Regions from separate parts of the Homo sapiens genome. Here region 1 is linked to region 2. The links are chromatin loops, found by intact Hi-C in ENCODE. Cell type or tissue: testis. All regions are shown on one strand. Each heading gives the region's core, and the rest is flanking DNA. Links, peaks and the distances in the headings are about the cores only.

Region 1 (10,092 bases), core at 617-8,616, 67 kb after region 2:
AGACAGAGAAGACAGATTTCCTGGTGAATTTGAAAATGTGGATGTGAGTTGAATGTGGGTGTGAGAGAAAGGGCAGAGTCTAGGTGAGCAATTGTAAGAATGGAATTTCATTTCTTGAGCTGGAGAAAATTGGAAAGATCCGGGTTTTGGGGGAAAATCAGGAGTCTTGCTTTGTCCGTGGTAGGTTGAAGTTGCCCATTTGACATAAGTGGGGATGTTGACAAAAAGGCAGTTGGACCAGTTGGATACATTAAGTCTGGAGTATTCTTGGGTCTTCTCTTTCTCTCACATTCCCCATCTAATTCACAGGAAACCTGCTTAAAACCTTCTGATGGTGTTCCTTCTCCCTCAGACTAAGGCCAGTGTCCTTCCCTTGACCTTGGAGGCCCTCTATGGTCTGGCTTTCCTTTGTCTCTGACCTTGGATCCTATGAATCTCCCCTGGCTCACTGTTCTGGGCCACACAGGTCCCCAACTGTTCCCAAGCAGGCCTGGTCTGTTCCTTTACATTGCTTTCTGCATCCTCTGCCTGGGATGCTCTTTCCCCAGATGTCAGTAAGGCTTACCCTCTCATCTCCTTTAAGACTTAGTTGAAATAGAACCTTCCAGGCAAGGCCTTCCATCATCATCCTGTTTAAAATCATCACCCTGCAAGTTCTCACTCATCCCCATTTTGCTCCCCTGCTATTTGGTCTCCTCATCTCCTCACATAATTCATATTTGACTCATTTTGTTCATTTTCTGTCTCCTTCCACTGGAATGCAAGCTCCAAGAGGGCAGAGATTTTATCTGCATAGTTTGCTGCTGAATACCTAGTGCCTGACACACAGTAGGCCCTCAATAAACATTTGTTGAATGCGTGAGTAAACTGGACTCTCTTCTTGCCTTTGGTGCTTGGAAGATACTTCAGTATCTTCATAACAGATTCCCTTTCACTCAGCTTAAGGTGAGTAAGTCTTGTTTCTTGCAACAGGATGATGTCTATCTTATACAAGGTCCTCTCTCTGCACGTGGTATCCATAATATCTTGTAGCTCTGTTACAGCACATGGTGTATTCTGTTTCTATGCTATTTTGCCACATGTGTGACTCCCTCACAAGGTTTTAAGTGCACTGAGGTTCAGGACTGTACTTTTGTTTTGTTTTGTTTTTTTGAGATGGAGTCTCACACTGTTGCCCAGGCTGGAGTGCAGTGGCACAATCTCGGCTTACTGCAAGCTCCGCCTCCCAGGTTCACGCCATTCTCCTGCCTCAGCCTCCCGAGTAGCTGGGACTACAGGTGCCCACCACCATGCCTGGCTAATTTTTTGTATTTTTTAGTAGAGACGGGGTTTCACCGTGTTAGCCAGGATGGTCTTGGTCGTGGTCTCCTGACCTCGTGATCCACCCGCCTTGGCCTCCCAAAATGTTGGGATTACGGGCTTGAGCCACCGTGCCCGGCTGGGACTGTACTTTATATAAGCCCACTGCAGTGCCTAAGTCATACCCCCAGCAACAGTCATTTATAGAATGAAATGATTTTTAGCTAAATTAATTTCCCATTCATTCTAAAGGTGAGACATAAGAGAAAAACATCTACCAAAGGCTTGCAGGTAAATCACTCAGTTGTATCTTAGAAAAAGTTTGCTTTGTAGGCAGGAAACCCAATTTGTTCTGAAAGGTAAGTACCTCAGAGGATGGGTGCTTGATTATTTCAGGGGATATTTTGCTAAAATGGAGCAAAAAAAATAGCAGTAACACTTACACATTAGAAATTGTTTGAAGGACTTTATGTTAAGTACTAATTCCTTACATCTCAAAACAACCGCATGGGTGTGGGCATTATTGTCATGCCCATTCTACAGATGAGGAAACCAAGTCTCAGAGGCATGAAGCAACCTGCTCAAGGATACACAGGTAGTCAGTCTGGTAAGAAGGGGGGCCAGGATTGAACTCAGGTAGTCTGGCTCCAGAGCCCATCCTCTAAAGGAATACAGAGGGGAAAGTACATCATTCAAAAAGCCTTCCTTGAAAGCTGGAACCAATGCAACTGGTGAGACAGACAAGTGCCTGGCTAGGATAAAGGAAGGGAAGAGCTGTGACCCTTGCATTGTTCTCCTTTACACGGAAGCAGACTCTAATCCCTCCAAGTAGAGCTTGTCACCTGAACTAAGGATGACTTGGAAGGTAGGCTGAGCTTTCAGAGTTGATTCTTGGACCAGCCTTCAACCTCCATAGACTTGGGGTTACCATCTCTCCTGCAGCACCTGACCCTCCCTTATTGCTGCCCAGCTCCCCTCTGCAGCCTTCTGGCATTGTTTCCTGGATGGCAACTGACTTGCTCCTTCTTGGTCCCATGTGTCCACACCTAGGCACAGCCTAGGTACATATTGCCCTTGAGGGGCTCAGCCTGACTTCTTTCCTGGTCACATTCCAGAATGGCTGACTTGACTCCTCCTCTTCCACATGCTTGTTTTTCTCCTGTCCTACATAGTGGCGGTGATGTTACTATTGAGGTATGAGCTGCTTGAACTGAACAGATTAATTCATCTCCAGGCATCTACTGAGTTCCAAATGGTTCTTCTGCAGAGAATAAACCAGAAACACTACCTTAGTGCTTGCCTTTAAGCAGCTGCACATTTATTAGAGAGATGAGACTGTGTATGCGAAACAGTTATTGGATAAATGAATTTCTTTTTTTTTTTTTTTTTTGAGATGGAGTCTTGCTCTGTCGCCCAGGCTGGAGTGCGCTGGTGAGATCTCAGCTCACTGCAACCTCCACCTCCCAGGTTCAAGTGATTCTCCTGCCTCAGCCTCCTGAGTAGCTGGGATTACAGGCCCATGCCACCACGCCTGGCTAACTTTTGTGTATTTTTAGTAGGGATGGGGCTTCACCATGTTGGCCAGGCTGGTCTTGAACTCCTGACCTCAGGTGAGCCTCCTGCCTCAGCCTTCCAAAGTGCTGGGATTACACACAGGAGCCACTGCACCCAGCTGGGTAAGTGAATTTCTAAGTTGCACAGGAAGGCTGTGAAGTGCTGGAGGTCAGATAGTGGACCAACCAGAATGGCCTGGAATAAATCACAAAATGTCACAGCTGAAGGAGACCTTGACTATCATCCTGGTTTCCAAAGTGGAAAACAGAAGTGCAGAGAACTCAAGCCACTTGCTGAGGATAAAACAGCAAAGCAGGTGTGGGATGTCAAGTTCTGAGCCTGAGCCAAATGCTCTTTTTATTCAACTGTGATGCCTTCTCCCAGGAGCAGGGCGGGGATCTTGAGAAGGTCTTCTGGTTAGAAGGAGTTGCAAGGGGACATTGCCAGAGAGAGGACACCATAAGAGGAAAGAGTCAAAGATGAGAAGACAGAAGGAAACTCCACCCAGGAGACAGATCTGAGCCAAGCAACCTATTCTTGATCAAACCCAGTGGCTTGAAAGCTGTGATGGTGGCTTCTGCGTGGCTGTTAAACTACTGCTGTTAACTAGCAAGTACCTTATCTTCTCACAGTGTCCGTGTGCTCATCTTGAAAACGTTGACAGCAAAGCAGGCCACCTCATGGGATGATGGAGAAGTGCTCATGGGCAGTAAAACTACTGAGGTGTGAAGACCTGCACATCAGAGCCATTGGAATGAATAATTTCACAAGGAAATAAATGGAAGTCCTGATACCAGTATCTTTTTTTTTTTTTTTTTTTTTTTGAGACGAAGTCTTCATTCTGTCCCCCAGGCTGGAGTGCAGCAGCACCATCTTGGCTCACTGCAACCTCTGCCTCCCGGGTTCAAGCGATTCTCCTGCCTCAGCCTCCTGAGAAGCTAGGATTACAGGCGCATGCCACCATGCCTGGCTAATTTTTGTATTTTTAGTAGAGACAAGATTTCACCATGTTGATCAGGCTGGTCTCGAACTCCTGTCCTTGCGATCCACTGGCTTTGGCCTCCCAAAGTGCTGGGATTACAGGTGTGAACCACCGCGCCTGGCCTGATACTGGTATCGTTTAATCCTCCCGTCTGGAGGGCAGATTTTGACAGGATTAACAGAAAATTTTCTAAGAGTTCCTGTTCCCCTCGAGGTACAGATCTCTTCCAGGGGATGTGAGCAGCATCTGGGAGTGTTTGGGGCTGATTGTCTCCTTTGTATGTTTCCTCAGTGTAATTATGGTCCCACAGCTGCTTTGGGAAGACAAAACGTGCTAGCCTTGTTCCCCAAATATTGTTCTGCATTTCTTAATAGAATTTGGTAGTGTGATATCACACATACTTGTAGCCCTTCCAAGGAGCCAGGGATGATGCCAAAAAACACTGGAATGGGAGTTAGGAGTTCTTGGCTCTACCATGGACCAGCTGGATGACCTGAGGCAAATGACTTAACCTCTCTGGGCCTCAAAGAGCTCAGACTAGATTATCGCTAAGGTTCATTTTTATTCTAATATTTTATGAGCCTAAGAAGACAATGCTGTAAGAGAAAAAAGGTGCACTTTCCATGGTCAGATGAGCTGGGATTTAGAATTTCAGCTCTCAGCCTCATTTGTTGTGAGTCCTTGGAAAAGTTACTTAACCGACCTTGGTTTTTTAATATATAAAATATATTGAAGGAAATGAAAGTGCTTATAATAAAATAAAGTGCTTAGAATAATGCCAGATACATATATGCACTTAAGAAATGTGAGTTTCTCTCTTTACTTTTTCCTTTGCCTATCTCTAGCAACCTAAGGAAGCCAAGCAACCTTCATGTCAAATGTCTTCTTCCCTCCCTCCCTCCTTTCTTCCCTTCTTTTCTGCCTTTCCTCAAGATACATTTTCTAAGCATCTCCAGTATCCCAGGCCCGGGATTAGGCACTGAGGACACACAGATGACCATGATCTGGTCTGGGATGCTAAACTAGGTACAGTCCGGTGTGGGAGATTATGGTAAACTACATAATGAAGAGAAGGCACGCTTTTGATGCCGAGCAGGGAAACAGATTCATGCTTGGAGGAGGCCTCTGGGAATGCTTTGTGAAGGAGTTGGCGTTTTAGCTGATTCCTGATGGAAACTTGCAGAAGCACAGAAGATGGAGTGTGTGTGCGCGTGCGCGTGCACGTGCTTCTGTGCGCAAGCATTTGTGATGTAGCATTGGGCAAGAGACTGGGAAAATGAGCCCATAGTTGCTTCACTGAGGCCAGAGGCTTTGCAGGAAGAGCCTAGCAAGGGAAGCTGGGATTACGACATTATCTTCTTAAGGCCTAATTAAACTGTGCGTGTTTCCCAGGGCTTGCAATGGGGCTGCAGCTGCATAGCTTACCTTTTTAGCCGGGTGGGGCTACACAAGTTTCTGGAATCCTGAAGCAGAACATGATGTCAGTGGAGCCATATCTGCTTTGAAAAGTGCCTGTCATTCCCAGAAGGACAATGTAGGGGCCTGCAGGACTAGCCTCTTGACTTCCCAGTTTTGCCTCTGCCTGACCCTGGCTACCTGGCAAAGACTCGAGCTCTTGGATAGGTAAACTGATAGATGCTTGTCTTGACCAGAGGCCGATAGGCATCAAAACACACTTGCAACACTACCCAAATGACAGAACCTGAGGTGCAGGCAGAGCCAGCCCTGTCCCTTTTGTATGGCATTAGGATGCAGCAATCTAAGGAACCAGGAGGATCTCCCTGGTCCAAGCCCAGGAGTGATTACTTTTGCCTTGAGCTTCGGTCCCACTTTGGGCAATCTGACTCCGTTTCAGGCTTGGATGCTGGGAGCACATCTTTTTTTTTTTTTTCCAGTTCGACTCTTTTCACAATACTTTGCGTTGGGGCAGTTCCTGTTTTCTGGGGGAAGCATTAAGTGGAAGGATTATAGGATTTGGGTTTTTTCCCTACTAAAAATGCTTTGTTACCTACTTGGATACAAGAGTTGATTAAGTGGAGGTAAAGTCATTGCCTTGAAAGAAAGCTCTGTTCTGCTCGTTTGCCTCTAAGCAGTTGCCATTTTAAACTAGGAACATAATTTTGTGTGGTATATAGAAAGCATTTCTCCTTTTCCTCCTCTTCTTCCTCCTCCTCTTTCCTTCTCCTGCTCCCACTTCATTGTGATCAGAGGCATTCTTCTAGGATGGAATGTATTTGCTTTATCTGAGCTTAGAGGTGGTGGTTCTTATGTTCCCATGTTCCAGAGCAGAAGGTCACAGGGAGGCGAGGGGAGGACCTGCAAAGCGTCACCTGGAGCTGGAAACCACACAGACCTAACGGTCTCCATCTTGGTGGTTGGGATTTCCACTCTGAGGTAAACAACCAGTCTCTCCCGGGGCAGCAGTTCTTATTTTCCTTTGAAAATTCATGCCGCTGAAATTGATAGTTTGTCACAGCTTTACTGACAGGTACAATTGTCGCCAGAAACAGAATAAAGAGACAATGCAAAATAGCTCCTCTAAGCTGCCTTTAATTGGCTCTCAAAGTCATTTTCTTGAGATGGATTAATCACACCCAGACACAGTGTGCTAGCGCAGCTCATAAAACTTGTTTTTCCCGATCATTTTCCAGGGTGAGGAGATATTCGTTGCCACTCCTGGTCCTCATGTAAAGTCCTGCTATTAGATTTTATAGGAGCTGGCCGATGAGACACATCCATCCAGGTTTTGGCACTGCAAGTCCGGTGGACAGGTGTGGCCTAATCCTAGAGGCAGGGTTCTTTCCGTCTTAAAGTGAACATTAAATTCTTTCTGCTTGTGGAAAATGACAGACCCCTGAAACCGCTTTTCTTCTGGTTCTGGCAGGCGGTATGAGTATTCTGCAAACTCTTTCTTTGAGCTCTGCAGAGCTTACTATTAATATTCTATTTCCTATTCAAAGAAGCTTCTATGTGAGTATTGATCTTTGCACCAGCTGCCATTTCAGTGTTGAGGAAGCATCCCAAGCGCAACTGTGCTCCCCTCCCCCAAAGTGAACTAGTGAATCAGAAGAAATCTGTTAGACGTGGCAGTTCTTTTAATTTTTGTTTTAAAGCTCTGTTACTTGGAGGAGAAAACCATGGAGGCTCAGCTTACGTGGAGAATTGAAGGCTGAAATCAAATAAAACTTGCACAAGTTAATCTTAAACACTTAATGGTATGCAAATTTGAGCTCCTATTCATGTAAATCACTGTAATGAGAATCAGTTTCAACCAGCCAGATCAGATTTTGTAGTTTTTCTCTTTTGCTTCCTTATTTTTGAGTGTGAATGATGTGCAGGCATGCGGATGATTTCCCTGGGATTCCTGTGCGGATGGGTAGGTTGCTGGAGGGTGGGGGGCGGGAGGGAAAGAAGGGGTACAGAAGGGAGAGCAGCTGGGCTGGACGCTTTGTTCATGATGATGGCTTTCTCCGAAAGGCTTCAGTCTAATCCTCCTCTGGCCGTGCGTGGTGGCTCAAGTCTGTAATCCCAGCATTTCAGGAGGCTGAAGCCAGTGGCTCGTTTGAGTCCAGGAGTTTGAGACCAGCCTGGGAAACACAGTGAGACTTTGTCTGTATAAAAAATAAACGAAAAAGAATTAGCTAGGTTTGGCGGTGCGTGCGTGTGTTTCCAGCTACTTGGGAAGCTGAGGCGGGAGGATCACTTGAGTCCAGGAGGTTAAGGCTACAGTGAGCTGTAATCGAGCCACTGCACTACAGCCTGGGCTACAGAAAGAAATCCTATATCAGAAAAAAAATAAAATTCTCCAGCCGTAGCATAGTAGCAAGGGACACGGGGAAGGGGCAGGGGCAGGCTTGGGGGTGTATGCCAGGCTTTTGCTTCTTGCTGGCAGGCCTCCGGAGGTGCCCACAGCTCCTTACCACATGTGCTTTCCCAGCGTGGCTGCTTACTTTATCAAGCTAGCAAGCAGAGTCTCTAGAGTAAGTGTGTATCAAGGTGGCATCTTGTACAATGCAGTGCAGTCACAGACGTGACGTCCACACCCACGCCGTATGCTATTGGTTAGAAGGAGCTAGTACTAGGTCCTGCTAACATTCAAGGAGTGGGAATTACACAAAAGCATGAACACCAGGAGGTGGGGATCCAGGTGGCAGGGGGCTGTCCGTCATATCATTCCTTATGAATTCCATTCCCAAGTATCATTAAAGGGTTAAATCATGTTGACTTTCAAGTCACCGTGGAGATACATCCTAAGTTATACCAAGCTTAGGTAGAGTTGGTCCTCCTTACCTTTCAAATATCTCTCTGCCTGCTTTCAGGTATTTAATAATCTTCTGTTATAAAATAAACTGATGTCTTCTGTTAAATTGATAGAAGGTAGAAGACTTAAATTTCAAATGCTTCTCTGAAGTTATTCTTGACTGAATTTAGTTACCTGAGCTGGTCACCATTGTTCATGGCTAACATGTGGTCATCATGTATTTGTATGGGAAATGAGATGTGGGAGAGAAAAGAAAAGATCCCACTGGGTGAAGTGTGAGATACAAACTAAGAAGGGGGACAAAATACTTTGCCTTTTCCATGGATCTTGCTTTCTGCTTACCCAACAGCTAGGCTGTGAGTAATGGTGTTTCCTCTCTGAACTACAGCAAGGGCAGATAGCTCAGTGGAAGCAGTTGGTCATAATATCCCAGAAGGGAAATCCAGAGTGTCTTACAGGTTCACAGAGTACTGAGTATCCCTGGATAGATCCATTAGAAGTTGTTGATCAATTGTTAAACTGCTAAAGGGAGCCTCCAATTGTCATGAACTTACTAGACATCCGCCTGAAAAGAGGAGATAGGGAGGGGACTTGGGGAAGTCCCTTGAATCTCAAAATCCTTCCTTCTCTGGACGATGCCCCAGATTTAATCAATTGTGTCCTAGTAAATTGTAAGTTCTCCTGGTGAAGCACTGCATCCTGCTTTATTAGTTATTCACAGCCTAGTGTGAATGAGGGGAGAGGGAGATGGATTTGCCATATCCTCCGCTGCACGTGGAGTTGTGGAAGGCTCACATTTTCATGGAGAGAGAAAACATTTTAACACGAAAATGTCCTTTATGTATGTCCCTTCCCTGCTTACATACTTTCGCTGGGCTCCCACGCCACATTATAGAAAACAAAACTTTTATTTGGCCAGAGTTCCCTCTATAGCTTCATCATGAGCGCTCTAATACTTGTATACTGCGCCAACCCTTTGTTATAACAAACAACCCAAACTCTTTTACGCAGGTATACCTGTCACACACTCCTACTGCTACCTTGGTTGCCTCTCTGCTCTCTTCAGCCTGGAGTTCTTAGAGATCTAGTACAATGACCATATGCTTCGGGAAGATTTCCCCAACTTCTCTAGGGAGGAGAACTTGCTTTCTCCTTGGGGCTACCACATTGCAGTTGGTAGCATCAAATCACACTGGAAAAGGTTACATGAAAGTTAATCTCTTTCACTACTCTAAGGGTTTTTGAGGGCAAGGGACTATATTTTCTTATTATAATCTCTTTGATGCCATCCTAGGGCCTGATAATACTAACTACTAACATTTATTGAGCACTTATTGTATGATAGACACTGGGCTATACATTTTAAATGTATCACGCACTTAATCTTTACAAGTCTTCATGTTACTATTCCTGCTTTAGTGATGAGAAGCTAAGGCACAGAGAATTTATGTAACTTTTTAAAAGTCATGCAACTAGAATTAGCAGAGCCTGGATATGAACCTGGGTTTCTTGATGTAGAGATTTTGTCTTAGCTCCTACGTTATTGTCTTGTGCATACTCCTTACTATAGAGCTATGATTAATACATATTTATGGAGCGACTGACTGAATGAAAGTGTCACATGTTAGAGAGCGGCCTTGCCCTCATAGCCCCTCCTCAGTGAAGCCCTGCCTCTGTTCAGCTTGGCATTTAGTTCCTGTAGTTCTGGCTTGCAGTCCCTCCAGCCTTCACTGAAGCAGAAGGAAGCATCTGGACTGGCGGCCCTGATGGCTAATATCTCTATTCCTCCTCCTCCCTACTCTGGGCAGCCTGACCTGAGGAGCCCTTGGTTCCAGCTTGTTTGTGACCTGATACTTCAGCTTTAGGGCCCAGAACCCATGAGCCTCTGGGCTGGCCCAGCTGCAAGGGTCTGATGGACATTCTACACCTGTCAGCACTGCAGGTCTGGCCACGGATAAAACAGCCTGGGTGGGAGGGTAGCGATTGTCTTGGCTTT
Region 2 (10,092 bases), core at 1,314-9,313:
TATTAAGATAACACCTCGGCCAGGCACGGTGGCTCATGCCTGTAATCCCAGCACTTTGGGAGGCTGAGGCGGGCAGATCCCAAGGTCAGGAGTTCAAGACCAGTTTGGCCAATGTGGTAAAACCCTGTCTCTACTAACAATACAAAAATTAGCTGGGCATGATGGCGCGTGCCTGTAGTCCCAGCTACTCGGGAGGCTGCGTCAGGAGAATTGCTTGAACCCGGGAGGCGAAGGTTGTGATGAGTCGAGATCACATCACTGCACTCCAGCCTGGGCGACAGAGCAAGATTCCATCTCAAAAAAAAAAAAAAAAAATCTCATATAGATCAAGTTGCTAATTAGGGCAAGTTGGCTGCTATTGTATTCACTTGTTTGTTGAACACTAGTTCTTAAGTGCCTACTGTATGCATGGCACTGGTCTTGGTGCTAAACAACTACAAGTCTTTGTCTGCCAAGAGCTGTCAATGTGATAATGAAGAAAAGACAGAATTAGTAACCATGCCAGGCAGCACAGGGTGACACTCCCAAATTAGTGGTTCAGATAGAATGTGAGTTCACGGGAGCTGTGGGTCGCTGTGTCACAGAGAAGGTGGCACTTCATTTGTAGGCCTTGAAAAGGTGATAGAATTTGAATGAAAAGTGGGGAGAAGGGCAGGTCATTCTAGGTCAGGGAAGAGGTTGAGGGAGGAGGTGATATGGCACAGGGCATCACCCACATAGGGTGAGAGACTGGTCTAGGGAATTCGAGGGTGGGATGGGGACCACTGAGTCAGGTCATGATGGTACATCTATCAGGAAAGGGCAGGGGGACAAGTGAGTGGCCCTGGGATTGATCCTGGCTCCACTCACCACTAACCACTTGTGCGTCCTTGAGAAAATGTTTCAACTTCCTAGAATCTCCGAAGTATCTTTAAAATGGGAGCAATAATACTGACCTAGAGGGTAGAGGTATGGTGCATTCCAGCAATATCTTAAAAGCATGTGTTCTGGGATCAAAGAGACCTGGGTTTAATCCCGATTATTATATGACCTTGGATATGTTATAATTTTACCTATAAATCTGTCAGGGTTCTTAATGTTTTTGAGATTCACAGAAACTTATGCTGGAGGTTAAACCTCACAGGAGTTGGGTAAAGGGTATTCATTAGTGTCTGGCTTTTTCAGGAGGGCCACCAAGTCAGATTTGGAAGGCATGCAGGCTACACAGCAGCAGGACTGCCTCAGGAGAGATGCCCCAGCCACTGCTGCTGGGCCAGACACTGCTGCATTCCCTGCTTGTACAGGGCACTGTCATCTGCATCCTGCCACTGGATCGTGGATGTCCATGAAGCCACCCTTTCCGTGGTGGCTTTCCAATGGTGCTTTAGATCACCAGATTCCCAAAGGAGATCTTCTGGGTGCATCTGTTTGGCAGAGATTGGGTCACATGCCTGTGCCCTAGCTGCAAAGGAGGCTGGGAAATCAAGCTCCACCTTCTACCTTAGAAGGTGGGAAAGTCTCTGAATGAAAGAAAGATATTCAAAGGTTTCAGGAGCCAAAAGCATCACTAGTATTCCTACAATGTAGCTTATGAGCTTCTCCTGAGGACTAAATGGTATCATGTGTGTCAAGCACTTAGCATGGTGCCTGGCACAATAAGCAAGCAGTAAATGCTAACTACTATTAACTGTTAACAGCAAATGGGGAAATGCCTAGGAAGAAGTGGGTGGTAAGTGTGCTGACAGCTGATAAAGCAGTCTCCCAGGGAGAAGAATTCAGCATAGCCCACCACCTCACCCTTGGTATCAGAGGCTCTGAAAGCTGACTCAGCCGCACGTGGAGCCTGAATTTGTCTCAGGAGCAAACTCCGCCATTCCCGTTGAGTAATTCTAATTTATTAAATAACAGTGAGAACTGTAACCACTGTGTCCATGTATCCCCTGATGGGCCTGTCCATCACATAGTCCTGTCCCTATGGGAGAGACCCATGGGAAGTCATATGAATTAGAAGCTCATTTGATGAACATGAACTCAGATTGTGGAATTTCAGAATAGGGGTTAGATGATTAAGAGTTGTTTGACTCATCAGTCCAACAGCAGGGAATCAGGGGTATCCTGTGGCTGGACAGGTCCTGTCCTGGACCGATAAAACCCCTGGACCAGTGGTATGCTGGTAGGTTGGAGAAAGAGGCCCAGATTTGTAGCATTTACCAATTCTCATGGCCAATTTCACTGTGGCCAATTTCAGACTACCAACCTGATGTGATATCACACCAAGAAGGAAGAGTTGGGAAAAGCACTCAATATGCTCTTGTAAGCCTGTACAAGCTGGTTCTACCACATCTCTTCCCTGGACTGAATTGGACTCTGCTGGGGGTGGGCTCTTAAACTTTTATATTTTCTTATTTTTATGTTTTTGTTATTATTTTTGAGATCGGGTCTCATCCTGTTGTGTAGGCCGGAGTGCAGTGGCACAATCCCTGCTCACCGCAACCTCCACCTCCTTGGTTCAAGCAATTCTCCTGTCTCAGCCTCCCATGTAGCTGGGACTACAGGTGCATACCACCATGCCTGGCTAATTTTTTGTACTTTTAGTAGAAACGGGGTTTTGTTATGTTGGCCAGGCTGGTCTCGAACTCCTGACCTCAGGTGATCTACCTGCCTCGGCCTCTCAAAGTGCTGGGATTCCAGGCATGATCCACTGTGCCCAGCTACTTTTTCTTATTTTTAAATTATACTTTTTCCCTCCTCTAATTGCAAAAGGCCTGAGGTAGAACACTGGAATAAGGAGAGAGGGATTTAAAAAAAAAAGCTTAAATGTCAACCGAGCAAACCACTCTTACCATAGTGATATTTTTTGTTTGTAGTATTTTTTTCTTTTTTGACTTGCATCATACGAAAGTGATGAAATTCAACCATTTTGACCCATAAAAAGGCAATTTTATATATGATTTGACAGAATACATTTCATATTGTATATCAAGTTTTATGGCCTGCTCTGCACGTACTGTTATATCATAAACATTTCCCCATGTCATTAAATTTTCTTTGAAGGTGAGGTTTGTAATGGCTATTTTCTAGTAAATTGGTTGTGCGGCCATAATTTTTAAACCATTTATTTCATTATAGGACATTTGAATTCCTCCCTCCTTCCTTCCCTCCCTCCCTTCCTCCCTCCCTTCCTCCCTCCCTTCCTCCCTCCCTCCCTCCCTCCCTTCCTCCTTCCCTCCCTTCCTCCCTTCCTCCTTCCCTCCCTTCCTCCCTCCCTCCCTTCTTTCTTTCCTTCCTTCCTTCCTTCCTTCCTTCTCTCTCTCTTTCTCTCCCTTACTCTTGCTATTGTAAGAAATGCAGAAATGAAAATTCTTGTAACATTAATTTTTGTGCTTATCTCTGATTATTTCCTTAGGATATAACAGAGAATTACCTTAGAAGGCTGTCTAAAGGTTGGAATAACTTTAAAAATCCTGATACATTAATGCCAACATGCTTCCCTGTAATTATACTAATTTATCCCCTAACAAACAATATATGAAAGTGAGGTTTTATTGCAAAGTTGTTACCAATGAATATTGCCTTTTGTCTTTATCTTTTCCAAGTGCATTAGAAAAAATGGTAGAGTTAGAGTGAGTTTGTTTCACTTGTAAAGATCTCCAGCAATGAATAGAAGAAATGGGGGAGATTCTTGTCTGAACCTCTATTATGGCCATGTGTCATAATGCTTACTTCAACAAGATGGGACAGAGGCAAAGTTTTAGAACCAAGGCCCTAAGCCATTTAGTGCCATCCCTCTATCCATGCCCTCCCTTTTACCTACCACCTTCTATGCCCTTTTCTGCCAACAGTATGTCAATGGGTGGCCCGGATAGGTGAGTAAGCCTGTGACCAGATGGCTGTGCATTTCTGATTTTTTACATGATTGAGCTGAATTACTATCATTTGGTATAGGTGACTCAGCTACGCAATCATAACACATTGTCAGGAGCAGAAAGAACTGGTGTGGGTGGCTTATCAGGCCTTGGGCACAGAGCTCTGTTATGTTGCTCCAGCTTGCTCATTTTCAATTTATTTCCAACTTCAATATATGACTTCCAGCATTGGCAAACCTGGCTTTTAATTTCCACCTGTGTGTTGGGGGTGTGGGGAAGGGAGAGGGAAAAGGCAGGCAGAACAAGAGGAATGCACAAGAGTGTCATTATGGGTTGGCAGGCACAGACTGAGAATTTGCTTTGGGGTAGAGGGAGGAATGAGCAATGAGATAAATAATTCCTCCAATTCGGTTCCAATTGTCAAAGCTGAAAACTCAAACACGTGGGAAAATGGTGTTGTCTTTGTTCTACCACTGATGAAGAATGTCAACAGCTGATTGTGCATTTAAGCCAAAAAATGTAAAACAGTGGGATGTTAGGGGAGAAAAGGGTCATCCAAACCAGATTTTCCAACCACTGAGTTCATGGACCCAGGAAAGGCATTTTTCTTTGTTGGCAGTGGCCACTATAGCCTATGTCTCTTCTTGCCCTTCTCTTGTGTGGTTCCTGGTAGAGAATGGTGAGTGCTTGCTGTTCCATGTCATGATCTGGGTTGAGACTGGCTTAGAACTTCCTGTAGAAAAAAGTGCACAGGATGACAGTGTTGGTCACACTGGGTGACACAAATGGCCCTGGCTGGAGAGTTATCAAATATCTCTACAAACTGAGTAAGGTAGTCACCTTATATAGCCTCTGAGAGAATTAAGACACCATGCTTCTTTAAAACATTTTGGGAATAAGGTCTATAGATGTATTTTTCTGTTTGTTTATTTTGTATCGTGGTGTAATATACATAAAATTTACCATTTTAACCATTTTTAAGTGTGCAGTTCAGTGGCATTAAGAACATTCACATTATTGTACAGCTATCATCACCATCCCTCTCCACTACTTTTTCATCATTCCAAATGGAAACTGTTCCTATGAAACACTACATCTCCATTCCTTCCTCTCTCCAGCTGTTGGTAACCTCTACTTTACTTTCAGTCTCTAGAAATTTGACTATTTGAGGTACTTCATATAAGTGGGATCACACAATATGCGGCCTTTTGTGGTTGGCTTACTTTAATCAGCATAATGTCTTTAAGGTTCATCCATATTGTAGCATGTGCCATTCCACCTTCCTTTTTTTTTTAAAAATTTTACTTTAAGTTCTGGGATACATATGCAGAATGTACAGGTTTGTTACATAGCTATACATTTGCTGTGGTAGTTTGCTGCACCTATCAACCCATCATCTAGGTTTTAAGCCCCACATGCATAGGTATTTGTCCTAATGCTATCCCTCCCTTTGCCTCCCACCCCCTGACAGGCCCTGGTGTGTGGTGTTCCTCTCCCTGTGTCCATGCGATCTCATTGTTCAACTCCCACTTATGAGTGAGAACATGTGGTGTTTGGTTTTCTGTTCCTGTGCTGGTTTGCTGAGAGTGATGGTTTCCAACTTCATCCATGTCCCTATAAAGGACAGGAGCTCATTCTTTTTTATGGCTGCATAGTATTCCATGGTGTATATGTGCCACATTTTCTTTATCCAGTCTATAATTGATGGGCATTTGGGTTGGTTCCAAGTCTTTGCTATTGTAAGTAGTGCTGCAATAAACATACTGTGCATGTATTCTTCCTTCCTTTTCAAGGCCGAGTAATATTCTATTGTATTATATACCACATTTCAGTACATGTATGTATATACCACCTTCTGTTTATTCATCCATAGATGGATCTTTGGATTGTTTCCTTCTTTTGGCTGTTGTGAAGAATGCTGGTATGAACATGGGTGTGCAAATGTCTGTTTGAGACCCTGCTTTCAATTCTTTTGGGTATTTACCCAGAATTGCTGGATGATATGTTAATCTTATGTTTCTAAATATGTAATGTTCTAAAAATGAGACAGGGCAGTGAAACTATTCTGTATGATACTGCAATGGTAGATATATGCCATTGTACATATGTCACAATCCATTAAGTGTACAGTGCAAGAAGTGTACCCTGAAGTCAATGATGGACACTAGTTCATAATAACGTATCGATATCCATCCAGCACAAATGTACCACACAAAGCAAGATGGTAATAGGAGAAACTAGAGTAGAAGGAGAGAGAGGGGGCATATGGGACCTCTCTGTACTTTAGGCTCAACTTTTCTGAAAAAGCTTTGTTTCTAAAACACAAAGTCTATTAATATTTTTTTAAAAGAGAGAGTATAAAGAACTTAAACAGAACTACAGTTTGACCCAGCAATCCCATTACTGTCTCATTCTGTGAAAAAGACACATGGGCTTGTATGTTCACTGCTGCACTATTCACAATAATAAAGACATGGAATCAACGTAGATGACCATCTATGGTAGATTGGATAAAGAACCTGTGGTGCATATACACCATGAAATATTATGCAGCTATAAAAAAGAATGAAATCATGTCATTTGCAGCAACAAGAATGCAGCTGGAGGCCATTGTCCTAAGCGAATTAACGCAGGAACAGAAAACCAAATACCATATGTTCTCACTTGTGAGAGCTAAACAGTGGGTACTCATGGACACAAAATAAGAATAGACACTGGGGACTCCAAAAGAGGGGGGCAAGGGCTGAAAAACTACCTGTTGGGTCCCATGCTTACTACCTGGGCGATGGGGATCAGTCAAACTCCAAATCTCTGTATAAAGCAATATGCCAATGTAACACATCTGCACATGTACCCTCTGAATCCAAAATAAATGTTGAAATTAAAGAAAAAAAAAGAACTTCATGGAGGAGTCCACTGAGTAGTTCCCATGTAAACATTGGGTCCTCTTCCTTCATTCCATCTGTTGTAATTCCATGCCTTGCTGGTCTTTGGAAGTCATGGGTGGTGCCATCCTTATTCACTTCACCCTCCTGGGGTCCTCCCCCTGGCACCCAATTCCCTCTGTACTGTAGCCTCCCCTTATCCATGGGAGATATGTTCCAAGACCCCCAGTGGGTGCCTGAGACCGTGGATAGTACCAAACGCTATATATACTATGGTGTTTTTAAAAATTTCTTTCCTTCTTCTTTCTTTTTTTTTTTTAAGAGACAGATACTCACTCTTTGGCCCAGGCTGAGTGCAATGGTGCGATTTCGGCTCACTGCAACCTCCACCTCCCCGGTTCTAGTGATTCTCTTGCCTCAGCCTCCTGAGTAGCTGGGACAATAGGCGCATGCTGCCACGTCTGGCTAATTTTTTGTATTTTAGAGACAGGGTTTCACCATGTTGCTCAGGCTGGTCTTGAACTCCTGGGCTCAGGCAATCCACCCGCCTTAGACTGCCAAAGTGTGAGGATTACAGGCATGAACCACTGCGCCTGGCCTGGCCTTTTTTAAAAAATATATATATACATACCTATGATAATGTAATTTATAAATTAGAAACAGTAAGAAATTTACATAAAATATAACAATTATATAATGAAATTTATGGAATGTGAGTTTGCTCTCTCAAAATATCTTACTGTATGATACTTAGCTATTTTTGGACTGTGGTTGACTATAGGTAGCTGAAATTGCAGAAAATGAAACCTCAGATAAGGGGGACTACTGTAGGTCACTCCCAGCATCTGGCCTTTCTCCTTTCCGTAGACTTCTCTGAACTCCTTCACCCTTGCTTGGATCACACAGAGGAGGGATGCTGTTCACTAGGGAGAAGGAGTCGGCTCTAGAGAAGCCTGGCGAGCTGCTAAGGGTCCCAGGTGCATTCAAAGCCGAGTCGGCACCAGCCTCTGTCTCCAGGGCTCCAGGCAGCTGCTGGCTCCAGAGCAGATTTTCCAGTCATCAGCATTGTCAGCGAAGGAGGTCGCTGTGGAACCTTCTAGGCTCCATTGCTTTCCTCAGAAAGAAATCAAAATTCTTTATTATGGTGTCTAAGTCTCTATTTGGGGCTTCCAGCAACATGGTGACAGTTTGTTTGCTATAAGACAAATATTCTATATACAATCAAACACTAAAATGTGACTGAGCTTGAAAGGAGAGAAAAGGGAAGCCCCCAGGTGCCACAAACACAGAGGATGGTAAGAGTGAGAATGAGAGAGGGATTTTACTGCTGCAACTGGCTGGGGTTTTAGGCTGGATAAAGGCTCTATGTCCTAGAGACTGATTTTTTATTTCCTACTGAGCAGCCAGAGACCTGATCAGAGGCCTATGAAGAGTAGGGAGAGGAGAGCCTCCAAGTGCCCCTTGGTCTTGGGCCTAGAAAAGCCCTGCCCACGAACATTAAAGTTATTAAAGGGAAATTACAACTCCAGGTCTGTATCCAAACTGGGCGTCAATTACTGAAAGGCAAGGGATTAACGTAAAAGTGGTTCAAGACCATTTATGTACCAGGATCCTAACAAAAGCAAACCTAATGCTGCTGTGTTATATTTTACAACCCAGAGTCCATTAAAATCCTATAGGGAATACAACACTTGTTAAAGATGACCTAACAACAGCAGCAGCAGTAATAATTAAACCACGTAAGAAAACCAACCACAAAGAGGTAGAGTCAGCTGAAACAACAAGTGGAGCATGTTTAGCACATTTAGTACTATTTAGCAAAATAATACCCCAGGAAATAAAAATTACAAAATACATTGAAAAAACCCGCATAAAATACGTTTGAAGCAGGAAGGAAAGAAAAAAGAATGAACAAGAGTAACAGAATCATAATAAAAGAACAGGACATTCAAATCTATTTTCCCCACAAGATTTTGAACACTTTGAGACAGGGGCTCATCTTATGCATTCATTCACTCTGTACTCCCAGAACCCAGTAAGACTTAATGGATGTTTGGTGAGATAATGGTGTCTCCTCATCACTGCCTTAGGAGGATGGTGGCTAAGAACATCTGATATGTGCCTAGATTCTGCCATTTCTATTCCATGTGCATCAAGGTAGGACAGGTTAGTGGTCTATAGGGAGCAGCTCTAGGGTCTTCTGTTTGGACACTCTTGTCTTTTTTTTTTGTTTGTTTTTGTTTTTGCCTTCAATGGTATAAGGGTGCTAATCCCAGAATCTGGCATATGCCCATTTTGTAATATGGCACAAAGGTGAAAGAAATAGAATAAAAGTAACTTTTATGTTCAATATGACCATCAATACCAGGAAGCCCATTTTCCCCCCCAAAAGACTATGACAAAGAACCCTGGAGAGCTCCATTCTTATATGCACACAGAGCTCTCCCTCCAGCTAATCCTTTGGGCAACTTGGTGAAGTGGGAAGACATTGAACTTGTGCTGTAGAGTTGGCTTAGTTTTGTCCTGAGCATCATGAGCCTGGTCCTTGAGTGATGCTCTCAGCTTCTCTGATCTTCAGTTTATATCATATATCGAATGGGGTGAATAAAACACAATCTCCCAGGGTAGCCAGGAAGCTTGAATAACAGGGTGAAAACATCCTATAAAAGTTAAAGTGTAGTATAATATAACGGAGGCCTGATCCCGGACGTAGAGTAAAATGCTACACTGTGTGTGGCAAAGCACGTGACCATGTAAGATTGGCGGTGAGGGGGCGTTATGATTTGTAGAGATGGATCCCAGAGGAGATAACATCCGAGGCAAGATTGGAAGGAGAAATCTTACCTGGCAGAGGAATGAGCACGTGCAAAGCTGGAGAAGAAATCACACAGGTCTTCAGAAAGAGAACCAGGCTGGCTGGATCGTGTTCTCTCTTCTACACAGTGGCCTCCCTGAAATTCATGGCACTGAACTTCTAGGTCTTGCCCATGTGAGCAGTTGATGAATGACAGTCCCCTCACCCCAACTGTCTACTCCAGGTATCCTGCACCCCTTTTTGTTCAGCCTTTCTGGTGCTGAGCACTCTAACCTCACTTCAATTCTTGCTCTAAGTTCATCTTATTCCATTAAATTCAGATATGCCCAGCCACAGGGGTATGTGCCTCCCCTCCTGCACAGTCTCCTCTCTCCTAAATGCCCACATTTGTTCTATTTCTAGCCCTGTTTATGATCACCCTCGCCATTCACTGCTCTGCTTCTTCCCAGCTGCCATTTTATTTTAAATGTGGGGTGAGCTGATATTGAACAAGATTATTTTCACAGCCCATCAGCACAACACATGTGACAAACATCTGGGAAAACAA

Evidence for each region. Peaks named below come from ENCODE experiments on the same cell type or tissue, not always from the same donor. Only the 100,000 strongest peaks of a DNase experiment are listed, where the experiment ranks them.
Region 1: a loop joins it to region 2, with 4 times the contacts of the local background. A loop is called at or near these places in 2 of 110 quality-filtered maps.

What each region holds. Positions count from the first base shown.
Region 1 is chr15:86,056,672-86,066,763 of GRCh38, forward strand. No RefSeq gene overlaps it. Among named protein-coding and RNA genes, the nearest start is that of AGBL1, 18 kb to the right of the region's middle. In testis, for the core only: no CTCF peak of the experiment used is centred there; a DNase peak (open chromatin) is centred at 4,260.
Region 2 is chr15:85,989,353-85,999,444 of GRCh38, forward strand. No RefSeq gene overlaps it. Among named protein-coding and RNA genes, the nearest start is that of AGBL1, 85 kb to the right of the region's middle. In testis, for the core only: no CTCF peak of the experiment used is centred there; no DNase peak of the experiment used is centred there.